Regions from separate parts of the Homo sapiens genome. Here all the other regions are linked to region 2. A link is a loop called in an ENCODE intact Hi-C map of the cell type or tissue named here. Cell type or tissue: chondrocyte. All regions are shown on one strand. Each heading gives the region's core, and the rest is flanking DNA. Links, peaks and the distances in the headings are about the cores only.

The links. A loop is a pair of places that touch in the nucleus more often than their neighbours do. Peaks named below come from ENCODE experiments on the same cell type or tissue, not always from the same donor. Only the 100,000 strongest peaks of a DNase experiment are listed, where the experiment ranks them.
Region 1: it touches region 2 in a loop (2.4-fold over the local background); 9 of 110 quality-filtered maps call a loop at or near these places.
Region 3: a loop joins it to region 2, with 4 times the contacts of the local background. A loop is called at or near these places in 2 of 110 quality-filtered maps.

The regions. Positions count from the first base shown.
Region 1 is chr6:39,819,509-39,824,902 of GRCh38, reverse strand. The region is part of intron 1 of DAAM2 (dishevelled associated activator of morphogenesis 2); the gene reads right to left. LOC124901487 (a long non-coding RNA gene) reads left to right here and starts at 5,092. Exons shown (of 2, transcript XR_007059917.1): 1 at 5,092-5,206. RefSeq lists an enhancer at 183-743. In chondrocyte, for the core only: no CTCF peak of the experiment used is centred there; no DNase peak of the experiment used is centred there.
Region 2 is chr6:39,879,990-39,885,383 of GRCh38, reverse strand. It overlaps DAAM2 (dishevelled associated activator of morphogenesis 2), which reads right to left. Exons shown (of 25, transcript NM_001201427.2): 15 at 1,315-1,422. Among named protein-coding and RNA genes, the nearest start is that of DAAM2-AS1, 15 kb to the left of the region's middle. In chondrocyte, for the core only: no CTCF peak of the experiment used is centred there; a DNase peak (open chromatin) is centred at 2,550.
Region 3 is chr6:39,414,657-39,420,050 of GRCh38, reverse strand. KIF6 (kinesin family member 6) reads left to right here. Exons shown (of 23, transcript NM_145027.6): 15 at 48-103. Among named protein-coding and RNA genes, the nearest start is that of KCNK16, 95 kb to the right of the region's middle. RefSeq lists an enhancer at 2,701-3,201. In chondrocyte, for the core only: no CTCF peak of the experiment used is centred there; no DNase peak of the experiment used is centred there.

The DNA of each region.
Region 1 (5,394 bases), core at 185-5,184, 60 kb after region 2:
TTTGTGTCTCCCCCTGCTATTCTCATCCAGCTGGCCTTTCCCCATGGCCCTCACCCATGATAAATGCACCCTGGATGGGGAAAGAGGAACAGAAATTCCATGCTCTGGACCTTGCCTGGAGCTGGCTTCCCAACCATGCGACTTCCGCGGAACCTGCTCTTGCCGAGAAGGCACCAGTGGGTCCTCTCCAGCTCAAACATCTGCCTCCCTCAGCTTGTCCTGCCTGCAGGAGCTGGCCAGCTTCTCCTGCATGCTATGCTGATGCAAAGTTCTCTGTCCTGAATTGGCAGAACCACCTCTGTCAAGGATGTGGGGTTTGTTTTCTTAATTAACTGAAAATGCTAACATGGGAGCCCAGGAGCTGGCAGGGGCCTGGCCTTCAACCGCTGCTAGAAAAAAATCTTGCTTTGAAATCTGGATCTCTAACGCCCCACAGGGGATGTCAAAACAAACAGGGACACTTGATCCTGGAGCACAGGGCCTGGGGCAGGTTCAGGTTACAGGGCCAGAGATGGATTTAGCTACAGGATGCCACAGCAACCAACAGGTGACCAGATCCTGATTTCCCAAAATGGTACAGCTAGACCCCAAGATGCCCCCTGCTGGGGCACGGGCTCTAGGGGGATGGGGAGAGGTCATTGGGATTTATGCCAGCAATACTTCCTGAGTGCCTACTGCCCAGCAGGCACAGAACTGGGGGCGGGGGAGGCTGCAGAGATAGCCAAGTTCTATTGACTCCTGCGCTTGAGGAGATAAAATTAGGAACAAATTACTAATGTGTAGCACAGAAGGCCCCCAGAGCTGAAATATTTACTATCAAGACCTTTGCAGATAATGTTCACTGACTCCTAATGTACAAGACAGAAGAGGGTAGAGTGGAGTCTGGAGAAAAGACGACCAGAATGACCACCCAGGGCCCAGCTGAGGGACAGTAACCAGAGAGTGGAGATACAATGGAGCATCATTCAAAAGCAGAGATGACAGCAAGACCCAAAACCCCAGCAGGGGGAGGAGGGAAAGGAGGTGGAAGAGGATGGAGAGGCAGGGGTCCTCAGTCTCCTGCCTCCAGCCTCCAAGACTGGCAGGACATCCGATCCAGAAAGGATGCTGATTGCCCAGCCCCATCTAAGGGCCAAAGCACCAGGCTAGCATGATACAGCCCTGGATGCCCCCAGGGTGGTGAGGCACAAGTCACATGCACAGTTCTGTACACCAGGGATCATGCGATGGCCTTCTCACCTAACAGCTGGGCCTCAGGAAAGGTCAGAAGTTCTGAATGACCACAAAACATCCCTCTTTGGGAGGAAGTCACACAGTGTTCCAGGGAGGCCCCACACTTCCCCCTTCCCGGCACAAGTCGTCCCATCTGCAAAGGCCCAGAAAGGAGCAAGTTTGCTTGAGGTCAGAGATGCTATGTCAGAGCAGAGCACACCAATCTGAACTCAAGAGTCTTCGTTTTTCCTGACTTGCCTGTTCCTCTCTGAGTCTCTGGCCTAGGTCCATCCTGAGCTTGGAGACCAGCAGGTTGGAAGATTCAGAACCCCCAAGCTGCTTTGCCCCAACCTGAACTCCTCAGTTTTCTTCACCCCCCAGGAGAGGAGGATGTTGAACCATTTCCTCTTGGGACACCCATACTGCACATCTCCCTTCCTGCAGTAGAATCTGTCGATGTAGCCTTTCTTAATCTTTGGGCCTTTGAAGCACACAGTGTAGAGCCCAGTTTGAGAAACAAAGCATTGAAAGTTAAAAACTATCATTTTAGGAAACCACTCGGTGCCAACTTGCACAGAAACACAAACCTGGGGACTAAAATCGCATGCCAATAGTAGGTTATATGGTGGTCATTCAGATGATTCAGAATAAATGCCTCCAATTTTTACAGTATTATTATTAAAATGAAAACAAAGAAACATTTCTCAAGGAAAAGCACATTCTCAAGCAGAGTCTCAGACCTTGGAGAAAACAATCACACAATGTTCCCAGGGGTCTCTGGGGCCCAGTGTGAAGGGCTCTGGCTGGGGGTGAGGACCCAGGCTATGGAGTTAGGCTGCCCTGGACCCTTCCCTGTCCCAGCTGTGTCCTGAGTGCCCTCTACAATGGCTGTCACACAGTAGGCCAGCAATTCAACTTTGTTGAACACACAAATGAATAAATGGTTAGACGACTTAAGAGGTTCATCCTGGCTTTGCCATTTACCAGCCCTGCATCTTTAAGGAAAGGTCCTTAATCTCTGAGCCTTAGTTTCTTAATCTTTGAAATCTACAAAATTAGTCACAAGTCAATAAACTACTGCAAGAATTAAAGGAGATGCAAAGCCTTTAGCAGAGTGATTGGTGCATTCAAGGTACAGAATAAATGGTAACTATTATTGTTACTTTTCAAAAATGGCTTTAATCTCACATCCAAAATATCTTTCCAGCTCTGCACACCTTCCCAATTCCACCATGCCATATTATATTTTGGTAAATCCCCAGCACAAAGCCTGGCACAAGTAGGAACACAGAAAACATCTGTTGAAGCATAATTTAGCAGAAAGTGTCTCTGATTTGGAAACCCTCGGGTGAGTGCCAGGGGCTGAGGCTTCTAGCATTTCCTGCTTCCTCCATGGGAGGCCACCTCTTTGTAACAGACCCCAGCCCTCCAAACTGTACCTGAGCATTCAAGGCCAGGAAGCTCACCTGTGTCCATGCCACAGGAAATGGGACGGGGGCATTTGCTCTGCAGAGGGTGGGGATGCTGGCTGAGCCCATCCCCCTGCTGCATAGACTTCTCCTCCCATTCCTTCTCACTCCAGCTCTGGGGAGCGTGGGCCTCCCCCCAGGCAGCGTTCCCAGGCTTCAGCAGTAACAGGCCCTCCATTCTTCCCTGCCCTTGGCAGACCTGCCTCCTCCCACTACGACACTGTCCGCTGCTGCTCATGGGCAGCTGCCTCAATCCAAGGAGACAACGCAGATTTCTTGGGGCCCAGGCCTGGTCTGTCCCCTGACCCTATAGGAAGAAGAGGAATTGGTCCAAGTCTCCTCCTGAGATACACTCACAGGGTCACTCATTTCACCCTCAGGCTGCAAATGTCACTGGTCTCTGGCATCTTCACAAACAGCACTCACTGACCACACTTTGTTTTTCCCAAATGAGGGAGAAATCTGACATCTGCCCCTCCCGGATCTTCACTCCTTGGGCCAGGCTCCAGCTATGTTCAGATGTCAACCCCCAGCTCCCTGCCTCAAGGTTGACAACCACCAGGATAAGGTGGGGGGCTATCCCCAAGTTCAAGACTCGCTACCCACTGGGGATCCCAGTCCCCACCTCTGTCTCCTCCTTCTCACATTTGCCCATCAGATACCACTGGCAAGAGTCACCAGAACTCAACCCAAAATCTGCAATCCACAATCCAAGGAAGAGGATGTAACGCGGCTTTCTTTCACTTACCAAGTTTATCCAGCTATTTTCCAACTTTCTTTTTAGGAATCCTGAGCTCAGTCCTCAAGAATTATCTTCTGATGTCCCAGAGCTGGGTGCTGGGAGCCCAGGGCCACAGCAGGGGGCTGCAGACAGGGAGTCCTTCTGTGGGCATGGATTCCTGGGGTGGGGTGTGCTTGATTTGAAGCAGTGCCCCCTCCTCTGGAGGCTTCAGTACTAAAATCCAGCCCAGGAGTGTCCCAACCACAGCCCAGCAAGGTATCTAGCAAGGGAGGCAGGGCCACTGTCAGGAGCAGAATGTGTGGCTCTCTTTCTTAAAGGGACAGCCTGCCCCAAGAGCCCGAGGTGGGTGGAAATGCTAGAAAGGAAGGAGCAAGGGAGGATAAGCTAGCATCCTCCAGGGAAAAACTCTGAACACACACCAGTCTGTGACTCGGCACTAGCCTCATCCTGTGGTATGACAAGCTTCTCCACTTTCCTGATGTAGAACATGGAGGCAGAAAGACCCTTCCCCAAGGGAACTCACCTACTTTCCTCTAGGGCTGAACTCACCCAGAGGGTGTTGCAATAACCCATAAGAAATATTAATTATTTGCTATGTACACAGCACTTTCCTAAGTGCTTTGCATGAAGAAAATGATTTAGTCCCAATAGGAACTTTAGGAGGTAGGTATTGTGATTATTATTCCCATTTTACAGATGAGGAAACTGAGGCCTGGAGATAGTAAATTGCCAAGGTCTTACAGGTAATATGTGAAAAAATTAGGATTTGAACAAAACTGATTCTACTGGAGCTCAACCACTCATCTTCTACCAACCTTGTCCAGAGGGTAAATTTCTTTTTTCATCTTTATAGTTTTTAGTATTTTCCACATTCTAAAATAGGCATTATTCTGTATACAGAGAAAAAAAAATAAAGATCCCACCTTCTATCTCTCACTCCAATATTTCAATCAAGACGAGACTAGAGCGAGAAGATAAATGTATTCTACGTGGAAGCTCTAAGAGGAAGGAGAGTAGCAAAATTAACAGGACAGTGCAGCAAGGCTATGATTAAATCTATTTGAGTTAAGTTTTGCCTATTATAGATCCACAGGCAGGTTTTAAATAAAATTAAAATAATAGCTTCTTCTTTCAGCCAAAAACTGAAATAAAAAGTTTTTTAAAACCTGGTAACTGAAAAATTCAGCGAAGTCCAGGCTCCTCATAGATTATCCAAGACCTTTCCTAATTTGATCACCAGCTCCCTCCGCAGCTTCCCCCACATGGTCCCACCCACCCCACCCAGCCACCAGGCCAGATTACCAGAGGTTTCCATAAGCCTCTCCAGCACGCTGCCACTCACTCAGGCTAGGATGCCCATTCCCTCCACCTGTGCAGTCTTTGCCATCTTTCCAGACCAGGTTAAACTGTCAGTGCTGCTATGGAGGCTTCCACCCCCACGAGCAGAGTGTTGAACATTAAAAACTCCTTCCTCTGTGCTCTCACAAGCTTTGCCCGTTGCTATGGACTGAATGTGTGTGTCCTCTCAAAATTCATAGGTTGAGGCAGAATTCCCTATCTGATGCTATGTGTAGGCGGGGCCTTCGGGATATGATTAGGTCATGAGGGTGGAGCTCCCCTGAACGGGATTCATGCCCTTATAAAAGAGACCCCAGAGAGCTGTCTCATCCCATCTGCCATGTGAGGACACAGTGAGAAGGCTGAACCACCAGACGTCAAATCTGCCAGTGCCTGGATCTTGACTTTCCGGCCTCCAGAACTGTGAGAAATAAGCGTTTGCTGTGTAAGTCACCCAATCTATGGTATTTTGTTAGAGCAGCTTGAACTAAGACATCATCCAAAGTCTATTGTTAGAGGTAGCATCACATTGTATGCTAATTAACTGAGCATCTTTTTTTCACTTTTCTGTCCCTAGCACCTAGCACTAAAATCTTGTGGAGTCAGGCAGCTCATGATAGTAATTCTTATTGT
Region 2 (5,394 bases), core at 261-5,260:
CACTCGTGGAGAATTGGCTCCCAGGAGCCAGTGCTCAAAGAGTTCCTTTCAGCTCCAGCAGCCTTAGCTGCCAGCCTGACATGGGCATGGGGTTAAAAATGCCTCCTGGAATTAGGAGTAGAGAATCCGATGCTGTGGGCACCCACATTTAAATTAAATAAGCAATCATCTGGCCAGAGCCCTAGGAGCGGCTGCATGTGTCCTCAGTCATCCACAGATCAGGGCTGGGCAGAAAGTGAGCTAGGGCAACCTCTCCAGCTCAGTGGGGAGCCAGGCCACAACAGCCAGCCATTGCCAGGACCCACTCATTGGCACCCAGGGAAACCCTCAAGACTGAGATCCCAGGCTAAGTAAAGAAAACAAGGAAGATGGTAGCCCAGCCCCAAGAGGGAGAAGTCCCTCTGGGGCGGGCCAGAGATAAAGCAATTCCCTGAGGCTTCTAAGCTGGTCATTCCCCAAATGGACTTAGAGGGAAGGCCCCTAGCTGCTAGTTACCAGGCGGATTCCTGGGCCCCAACTCATCTCCCGAATCACATTCCAGGATGAGGTCTGAGAAGCAACCCTTTTGGCAGTCCCCACAGATACTCGGCACAGTTTCAGATTCCCACCTCAGGAACACCCTGCGCTCTGCCACCAACTCACCCCCTACTTTCTCTGTGACTGGAAGACCAGACTGCTGGCAGCCACCTGCACATAGAGCCTTGAGAGCAATATCCAAGGCTTCCCCGGGCCTTCCCAGGCCCAGGCCCAGGCCCAGCCCCAGCCTCAGCCTCAGCCTCAGCCCCCTGAGTGACATGGAGCAGCACCTTCTGCCTTCCTTGCAAGGCAACATCCCCTGCTCGGTCTCATAGAGGTGTTGACAGACAAAATGTGGTGGAAAAGTGGTTTGAGAAGTTATTATGCCTTCTAAGCCTAGTCCCTAAATCCTGGGCCAAAGACAGCAAGGGTCCACAGTGGTCAGGCCTTGCGACTCTACCTCCGATGCTCCAGGATGGAAGAGAGAAATGGACAAAACACCATTTCAATACTTGGTGTATAAATATGAACCATAATACAAGCATATTTCCCCCTATGGTCTGTGCACCTCTACTTCATACCTACATCCTCAGCAAGAATAAAATCATCACCTCATAAAGAATAAAATCATTCAGTATACATGTGAGGAAGGAAGGAAAGAAGGAAGGGAAGGGGAAGATGGAGGAAGGGAAGGAAGGAAAGGAAAGGAAAGGAAGGCAGGCAGGCAGAAAGAAAAGGAGAAGCTGAGGTTTGGATTCAAGGGTATGGTCCAAGAGGCCAGAGGGTATAGGGTCTTACCTGGTGCCTCTGGTAGGCTGAAAACATCTTTTCAAAATCCTCTAGGTCCAGGATCCGAAATACCTGCATGTCATCAATCTCATTCCATACGGTGCCAGGGACACGCTCCTAAAATTCAGGGTAGGGAGAAGATCCCATGGTTGGCCCAACTCCATCATGAAGATGCTCCATGCCTCCCTAACCCCACTTATCTCCCAACTGCACATACTAAGATGACCAGGATTTCAGACCTTCAGAAGGTAGTCGGTTGCTCCCCTCAACCTCCAACTCTCTTGAATACTCTGCTCCAGGGTAGAGGCCAGAGACAACCCCCTTTTCCTCCCTTGTGCATGGAGCCACATGTAAACATGTTCTAGAAATCATGGGGGGTGCTGGGGGGATGGGTAGGCAGTAGGAAAGGGGGTCCACTTCACTTTTTCCAAAAGCAAAGTCAGAAGCTGCACTCAGGGTACTTCACACAGGCCCACTCCCCCTAAAGGGCAGGTTGCCTGGAGTCACCCCTGTCCTTGGCAGCCATCATTGGAAGATTAAAGCCATACATATTTTGGATCCTCAAAGCTGCAGCACGGACTGTATTTATGTATCTCAGATGGTTGTTTTCTTTCCCAAGGGTCTTCCTCCCACTTTCCCAGATTCTCAGAAAGTGGACAAATACCAAAGTTTGGGACCTGGCACCTGTAGTGACACTGCTGAGACCAGCAAGACTCTGCCACAATTTCCCTTTGGTCAGAGCCAGGGAAGGTGTTACCATCCTTTACAACTGGGATATGTCCAGGGTTTTACATTCCAAGGTCTCTCCATTTAGGCCTTGCCCCATCTCTGTGTAGGACCCTTGCACTAGGGTCTGGATCCTGGCTGTTAGTCAAGCCAAAAAAAAAAAAAAAAGCCCTGGCAGTCTCGTAGCACCCTGCTGATGGTCCAGAGCACAGCCAGCCAAGCTCCTGACAGGGTGTTCCAACCCTCCCCTCTCAGGAATCCCCACCTCATCTAGAGCTTTGCTGTCCTTCAGCATAGAATCTCTCTGCCTTCCTCTACCTAGAGCGCAGCTGGGGAACCTTGTTTAATGCCTCCTCTTCCTCCCTACAACCCCCCTCAGAAAGACTTGGAGAGAGAAACATACCTTTCACTCACTGTTATTTTCTTAAACTCTGGAAAGGGGAGGCTAGGCCAGAGTCAGGGGGTGGGGACATTCCTGTGGCCTTCTGAAGGCCAGGGACCCTCTTGTGGAATGCCGGCTGGGAAGCTTGGAGCAGCAAGGGATACAGGCAGCTGGCCAACCCCAACACAGATGCATTCTTTTCATGGCAGAAACAACCACTGTGTATGAGTGTGTGTATGTGTGTGTGTGTGCGTGTGTGTGTGTGTGCGCTCACAGAAGCACACGTGGGATAGGGGAAGGGACTAGGAGAGGCGTCGGGCTTCTGGAAAGGGGTGTGGGAGGCAGAGAGATGAGAAGGGAATGGAATCAGGGAAGGCAGGGACGGCGCTGGCTGAAGCAGTGTGCAGCCACAGTCTGATCTGCAGGGAGGCCTCCCTCTGCAGCTAGGACCAACGTGGAGGTAGGGAAGAGAGAAGCCTGCAGAGGTAAAGCTTCCCATCCTTCTCTATTCTTGGTGAGGCTGGGGTGAGAAGAAACGGGCTGCAGCGAGAGAGCTGGCTGCTTCACACGGGAAGAATTTCCCATGAGACAGCTGACTAAGCTCGGGCTCTTTCTCTCTCTCTCACTTCTTCCCAAACATTGCCCAGCCCACCCCCAGCTTCCAGCATCTGCCAGAAGGACTTGAGGCTCTTCGAGGAGGTATAACTGAGGTCTGGAGCCAGAGAGCGGTAAGTCTGTTCCTAATATTCCCTACATGTTGACACTCACCGCGTCGCCCTGATGTGCCCACCTTGCATAATTTTCAAATTTAATTTTCCCACCACTCTGGCCAAGAGCCCATCATCTCTAGTCTAGACTCCTGGGACTTCTGCCCGCTGGAGATATCCTTCACATGCCAGGGAAAGCTTTCTCAAAAGCATGTTTCATTATGTTTCCCCCGTGGTGCACTGCCTTTGGGGTCAGGCGGGCCTAGCTGGCTGACGCTCCCAGCCCTGCCATCCTGTGGGACTGTGGGAAGATGGAGGGATGAGATTTTTCTCCCATGTCACATAAAAGGAAACTGAGTCTCCATGATTTTTTTTACCTCACCGAGATGACGTGAGAAGTGAGATAACATACTTCAAACATACATGGTAGGGCCACTAATAATAATCTATTTATTATATGAAGACTTTCTATGTGTCAGTCACTGTTCCAAGTACTTTGTATGTAGGAAATCAACTAATCCTCACAGCAATCTCTTTTTTTTTCGAGACGGAGTCTTGCTCTGTTGCCCAGGTTGGAGTGCAGCATGTAGCGGTGCAATCTTGGTTCATTACAACCTCCGCCCCCCAGGTTTAATTCTCCTGCCTCAGCCTCCAGAGTAGCTGGGATTACAGGCGTGCGCCACCACACCCTGCTAATTTTTGTATTTTTAGTAAAGATGGGGTTTCACCATGTTGGCCAGGCTGGTCTCAAACTCCTGACCTTGTGATCTGCCCGCCTTGGCCTCCCCAAGTGCTGGGATTACAGGCGTGAGCCACCGCACCCGGCTACAATCTCTTGAGATGGACATTATTATTGCCCCACTTACAGATAAGGAACCTGAAGTCCAAATGATTCCATAACCTGCCCGTCACACAATTAAAAGCTTGGCATTGGGGTGATAAGTTCTCAAATGTTATTCAAAGACCGTTCACCTTGCTCTACTTCTCCAAATATCCCCCACTGTCTATTCCAACAAACCCACACTCTCCAGTCTAGAAATGAAACTCTGGCCTGCTCTGGGCCCCTGGGCAATCTGTATAGACCTTACTATTACTGGACCCAGAGAAACTCCTGAGCACACAGCTTCATATGATGAAAATGTTGCACAAATATTGCTTGCTTTAGCTGTCTTCCTTCATTATTGATGTGCATAACTTTTTATTACATCTTTAAAATCTTACATTATAAATTGTGACAATAGGAGACAGAATGTTATTTCTCTTTTTACCACAATACAAAATGTTATTTTCTGACCATGAACAATGAACCTTTCTGCACGTTCTGCAGAGCGGTTGGCCTACTCATGTGCAGTTTGTCTTTCTGGCTCACCTCATGGCCACAGAGCACCCACAGGGCACAACTGTGCAGTGCACCTGTCACCAACCTCAACAATCTTGCTTTGAATGCTGCTAACAGGTGGCTCTAAAGCTTAAGTAACTCAGATTGGAGATGTTATCAGAGGCCCGGGAAACTACAAATGGACTGTGTTTATGCTTCATCTTTCCACCTAGATTATAAAGCCAGAGGCAGAGGGAATTTTTGAGATCATTTCACACATGAGCAAACTGACTTACAGACAAGTTGAGTGATTTACAGAGGTTGTACCGCTAAAGCTACACCTGGTTTGGTTAGAACCTCACCCTTAACTCATCTCAGGCTCTCTAGGGGTTTCTTTGAACATGCTTCCTAATTTGGCAGATCCTAAGCTCTGAGAGGACAATGTCATTTTATTACTATCCATCATAGCCCCCAGCACAAAGCTTTACAAAAGCAGACTTCAGATTGACAGGCTAGCTGGTCTACCATTAGGAGAAGACCCCTGGCAGATAGCTGACCACCTACTTAGCAATCTTGCATCTCTTCCCACTTGACTCTGCATTTGAGCTCACTGAAGCTCAAACACATGGTACAGTTATGAGTTCCCCAAGAGCCAGTCCAACAGGCCCATGGGATAAAGGTCAGTGTGGAATCCATTCATCCCAGCTTCAAATCCCAGTGAGCCAACCTAACTGAAACCAGTTACCATGCAGGTCTTTACTTCAAGGACAAAGCTCCTAGTCCTCCTAATAGGACTTGCCATTGTGCAGAACCAGAGGCAGGCCTTGGTCCAGGCTGGAACTGGCCTTCGATTGCTAGAGGTCTAATGCAACCAAGGGCGTCTCTACTCTATGCTCATGGGAGTCCCATAGAGGAATCAAGCCCTACCTGTGGTTCTGGGATTGGTGATTATTAGT
Region 3 (5,394 bases), core at 185-5,184, 470 kb after region 2:
TGTAGGATGAACAGAAAAACTACAATTTTCATTTTTTTCCCCTCCAGATTTTCTGAAGCCAAGGCCCTGGGAGAAAGTATAAATGAAGCAAGAAGTAAAATTGGTAAGCAGATGATATTCTGTGAGCCTCTTTCAGAAACCATTTTCCTGGTGAAAATCAGGTCATGATGTGCCTCCAAATGGCCATGAAGCCCCAAATGGCCAGTTTCAGGAGAGCCCCTGCCAAGGAAGCTGCTTTGAGAGCCTTCCCTAGGAAGTGTGTGATCCCTCCCACCACCCAGCAGGAAAAGCACTTTCTTTTGTCTAGAACTTGAACTTTTCATCCTCAGGCAGACCTGAGCTCCAGCATCCCAATCAGAGAGTTGTGCTTTTCCCTGGTGTTTTTCAGCAGTAGCTCAGCTAATCATAACTTCACGGTTACAGTGAGACGTCATTTCGTATTTCAAGTATGGGGAAACACTCTTACACCTCCCAAAGCTTCTGCTTAGCATATTTGGCACAGGTATGATATTTTAGCATCAGTCAATAAGCTGGTGGAAGGATAAGAAGCAAAAACAAGCCATCGTGCCTTCCCAAGGTGGAGGCTGCCACGGAGGGCTCCCCACTTAGGTGAGTACCCCTGCAAAGGTGAAGTTAAGGCAAGAGGCAACTCAGTAAAATGTGCCTCGAATTCTCTTTTTTTTTTTTTTTTTTTTTTGAGACAGAGTCTCACTCTGTTGCCCAGGCTGGAGTGCAGTGGCGTGATCTCAGCTCACTGCAACCTCCACCTCCCAGGTTCAAGTGATTCTCCTGCCTCAGCTTCCCATGTGACTGGGACTATGGGTGCATGCCATCACACCCAGCTAATTTTTGTGATTTTAGTAGAGATGGGGTTTCACCACGTTGGCTAGGCTGGTCTCGAACTCCTGACCTCAAGTGATCCACCCACCTCGGCCTCCCAAAGTGCTGGGACTACAGGTGGTGAGCCACCACACCCAGCCTCAAATCCTTTTAAAAGTAAGAGGACAATGTTTTTTTCATCCCAAACTAAAAGATACCACAGAGACCCATCTCCCAGGCCCAGGGCAGCTTCACAGAGGCGATCCCTGTGCCTCACCTCTGTGCTGGAGAAGGCAGCAGTTACTGGCTCACAGCTGGCCCGCTGGGTCTCTCTTACTACCCCCTTTTCTCCGCCTACAAGTGAGGACAGGACAGAAGCCACTGTGAGTGCCCCCTTTAATTTTTCTAACAGAATATAAAAATCACGATAGCCTCAGTTTGTCTCGGTCGGTAAACAGGAGCCCCACAGTCCCCTCTGTGGCCTGAGACAGAAGGGGCTGAGGCAGCCAGACCCAGAGACACAGCCAACAGCCACACTCAGAATCCTTGTGTCTCAGGAGTTCTTGACCTAAGGTCCAGGATCTTGATAGGAGAGAAATGCCCCTGTATTTCTACTAACCTCTAACTGAAACTTAGCACCACCTCAATGATGAACCCAGTGGAAGTCACAGAGGCCTGCATGTCATATCACAGAGGGGCAGACGTTGTAAAATATCTTTTGTGCTATCAGTACAAAATTACAGTGGTTATTAGACTCACCATTAGATCTTTTTATTTAATACATTTATATAAAAGTACATAGATATTTCTGTATCACAAAAGGTTTTACAATTTTGATAACTATTTCAATATAATTGGTTTATCTTAAAAGCCTGCGTATTTTAATTTATGCACCAAATTATTATCCTGAGAAGGGGTCCGTAAGGTCATCAGACTGCCAGAAGATCGCTGGCACAAAAAAAGATTTCAAACCCCTTTCTTGACCTGGATTCCTGAACATCCTAAAACTGCATGAGAAAAACTGGGAGTTAGGAATGTTTGTATTTTTCTGAAGATTATGTCCATCCATAGCTCATCTGATTCTCAGAGGGCCCAGTCACCCACACCAATAAGGAAATTGATCCTAGGCTGATCTCCTTCAGGTGGGAAGGCAGACACTCTGCTGGGGGGCATCCCAGTCCCAGACAGTGGGCAGTGATAGTCTACTTGGCTTGAAGGGGAGAAGGAGGGAAAGAGGAAGCTGACTTCAGTGGAGCCAGGGCCAATTTGTCAGCATCCTCTTACCTCAAGGGACCCAGTGGTCTGTTTTCATCCTTGGAGGGATAAGAGAGAAGACCTTTTATAAACTGTTTCTCCCTAAGAAATAATATAAACTTTTGCTCTTAAAAAATATCTTACTCTGTAAACCAAAATAAAACCGTTCCAACATTAATGAAATAGACTAATGATGGAAGGCACCAATTGACTATACTAATATACTTAGTTTTTTCACTCTGAGTACAATGGAAATAACTACAAATTCCCCATAACTGTGGTGCAATCGTGTATGTTGGTGGAGCAAGTTTGCCACATTCTGAAGATTAGGCAGGTTGGGGGCTGCCTTAAAATCTGCACAGGTGTTTCCTGCCCAAGAGCCAAGGGCCAACCAACTGAGGGCTGTCATTTGATCTGCCCAGAGAAGATGTCTGCTTATAATTCATGTTCAAAGGGCCCAGATATGCTAGGAGAAGATCTGGACAAGTAAACATTTGTTTTATCCAGAAAATAACAAGCATAGTTCACACCAATATTGAGATTCAAGCTTCCATTGCTGCCAAGAACATAGTTAATTCAGTGATGCCTATAAAGCCAATGCCAGTCTTCACTTCACTTTATGCAAATACCACAGTGAGACCCATTCCTGGCCACCCATCTTTCAAATTGTGCTCTAATCCAAGGGGCCCAGGTGAGTGGGTCATTGAGACTCAGCCGTATTACTGAATACCCCCTCACGGTGCTTGACCTCAGGGAGTAGCCTGCCATCACGACATCTCAGACACCAGGTTAGGACTAAGGAGGAGGAAGGTGGAACTTGCACACACATTTAAAATTTCCAAGGCAACCTTGAAGGACACAAGTTTCTGGAAATTTAGGATATGAGTGAGTGCATTTTTCTTAGGGAGAAATGAAATCAAATGGAATTTGCAGTCCCCAAGGAGTCCTTCAGTGAATCTAGGAGGCAGGAGGCAGGAGCATGACATGAATTTGCCCTGTCTGCACGGGATGGTGCCTCAGCTCCACTCCCAAACTGGGCTACATCCTGCCTCTGGACCCTGAGGCAAGATTGAGATGCCGAGGGGTACACACGTAATTGGCCTGCAGAGAAGAAACAAAAGCTGTATTTGTGAACTGCAAACCAGTCAGCCCACATGTTTAAAGTTCAGGTTGCCACTGTCTCCTCGGGTAGTTTGTTTTTTCTCTGACATTGTGATCCACAGCTGCCTCTTGAGCTGCCTTCCTTCTCAAAACTCCCTAAAGGCTATCAATTTAGTAGTGGCTGTATAATATCTAATTTTTATATGGCATAATCAGTCTGAACTTCCATATAATTTCCTTCTCTTAAAAGAAGCCAACCCAACTAGGTAGATAAACTCTTGCCACAAACTCCTTTTTGTCTTTCTCTAGACGCCATTTACATCAATCCTGATGTTGAAATAAGTTGAAATAAGAAATGGGAGGAGTAACCAATTTAAAATCTCCCTGAAAAATAATAAGAGTCTGTGTTTCTGTCGGAGAGCCATTTTTATTGTATCTACCTGTTCCATATACAAGATCATTCGGCTGCTTTTCTTCACATGGGCTGGGGTTTCGCACATGTTCATTTACACCCTGCTTCCATCTGTCATGTCTCCAAAAACGCCACTGAGCCCAAACTGGGAAAAGAAGTAGACTGCTTTAGAGGCAGTGGCATAAGCCAGGCATGGTTTTGCTTACTAGAATCCAGGCATTAGTTTTTTTACATCATCACTGTTTTACCACTGGCAGCATTGTCTTTGGCAACAAAGGACAATGAATGGCTGTTCACTGGCTTAAGGCCCACTCCAGACTAGTCCTGAAACAGCTGCCTTGCAGGCAGGTAAAAGAGCTTGACTGACACCTCTTGGCACCTCTTCATCCCTCCACAGACCCCTCCAGGCCTAAATGAAAACTCACATCACAGGAGGCTGCACAGTGGGTTTTCACTAGTGAGGCACTCAGCAATCAATTCAAAAATCACGGGGAATGTAATAGAAGAAGCTGTTAGTGAGAGGCAAAGAAAGAGAAAAACAAACACTAGAAAAGCTAGCAAAATATTCTGGAAGTTTTTTTCCCCCTACTCCAAATTCAAAGAACCCCCCAACCCACCATTTGACCAATGCCCTTTTAAAAAATGTTTCTCTTGTACATCTGGGATTTGGGAAAATCATTTCTCAGATCTGGGTCTCTGTCGGCAGAATAAACCAGACTGTTTTTGCTATTTGTCAGTTCTGTGCATGTTCTGTACTTAAGCGTCATTGGAGGTTTACTTTTGGACCTACCTCCTGCATGTCTGCTTCTTGTAACTTATCCTGGAGTAAGGAAAAGACAACATCCAGGCTGTTTTGCTAGATTATGATGACCCGGATCAAGTATATCCTTTTGTTACTATTTGTTGCCAGCTCCAAATTACAAGGACAACACCAGCAGTAACAGCAGCCTTCAGCATTTATTGAGCACTTACTCCAGGCTGGCCTGAGAACTTGACCTATGTTATCTCATTTAATCCTCACAGGGAGGAGACACACCTGTAAGGTGGGTTTTACCATATATGTCACAGATTCTAAGGACACAGTTTTTACACTCTTAACATCTGTGTTGTCGGGATGTATTTAACCGTCCCATTTGGCCTTTTTTTTTTTTTTTTTTTTTTTTACATTTTAAAAATCTCTGTATTGGCGATTGGTCTTCTAGTTGACATTGTCTTAGATTCTATGAAATATGGTATTTTCACTGTTTTATAGGTTTTGTTTCTTTGTTTGTTTGTTTTGAGACAGAGTTTCACTCTGTCATCCAGGCTGGAGTGCAATAGCGCAATCTCGGGTCACTGCAACTTCTGCCTCCCGGGTTCAAGCAATTCTCTGCCTCAGCCTCCTGAGTAGCTGGGATTATAGGCGCCCACCACCACACCTGGCTAATTTTTTGTATTTTTAGTAGAGACAGGGTTTCACCATCTTGGCCAGGCTGATCTTGAACTCCTGACCTTGTGATCCACCTGCTTCAGCCTCCCAAAGTGTTGGGATTACAGGCATGAGCCACCACACCTGGCCAGATTTTTTTTTTTCAATGAGTTGCAGTGAAATGGCCTTTGTAAGTGGCCAGACTAGAATTTCTGTCCAACTCCAGAACTTTTTAACACTATATATGATCTCCATAAATTCACATTTACCTGACTTTGACATTGTCTTCTGAGTTTAAATTTCTCTCAGTTGTTATTCAGTTTCCCTGATTCTTTGGCCTTTATCCTACACGATATGCCTAACAAAAGGCTCAAACTAGACCCTAGCTCAGGAGCTTTGA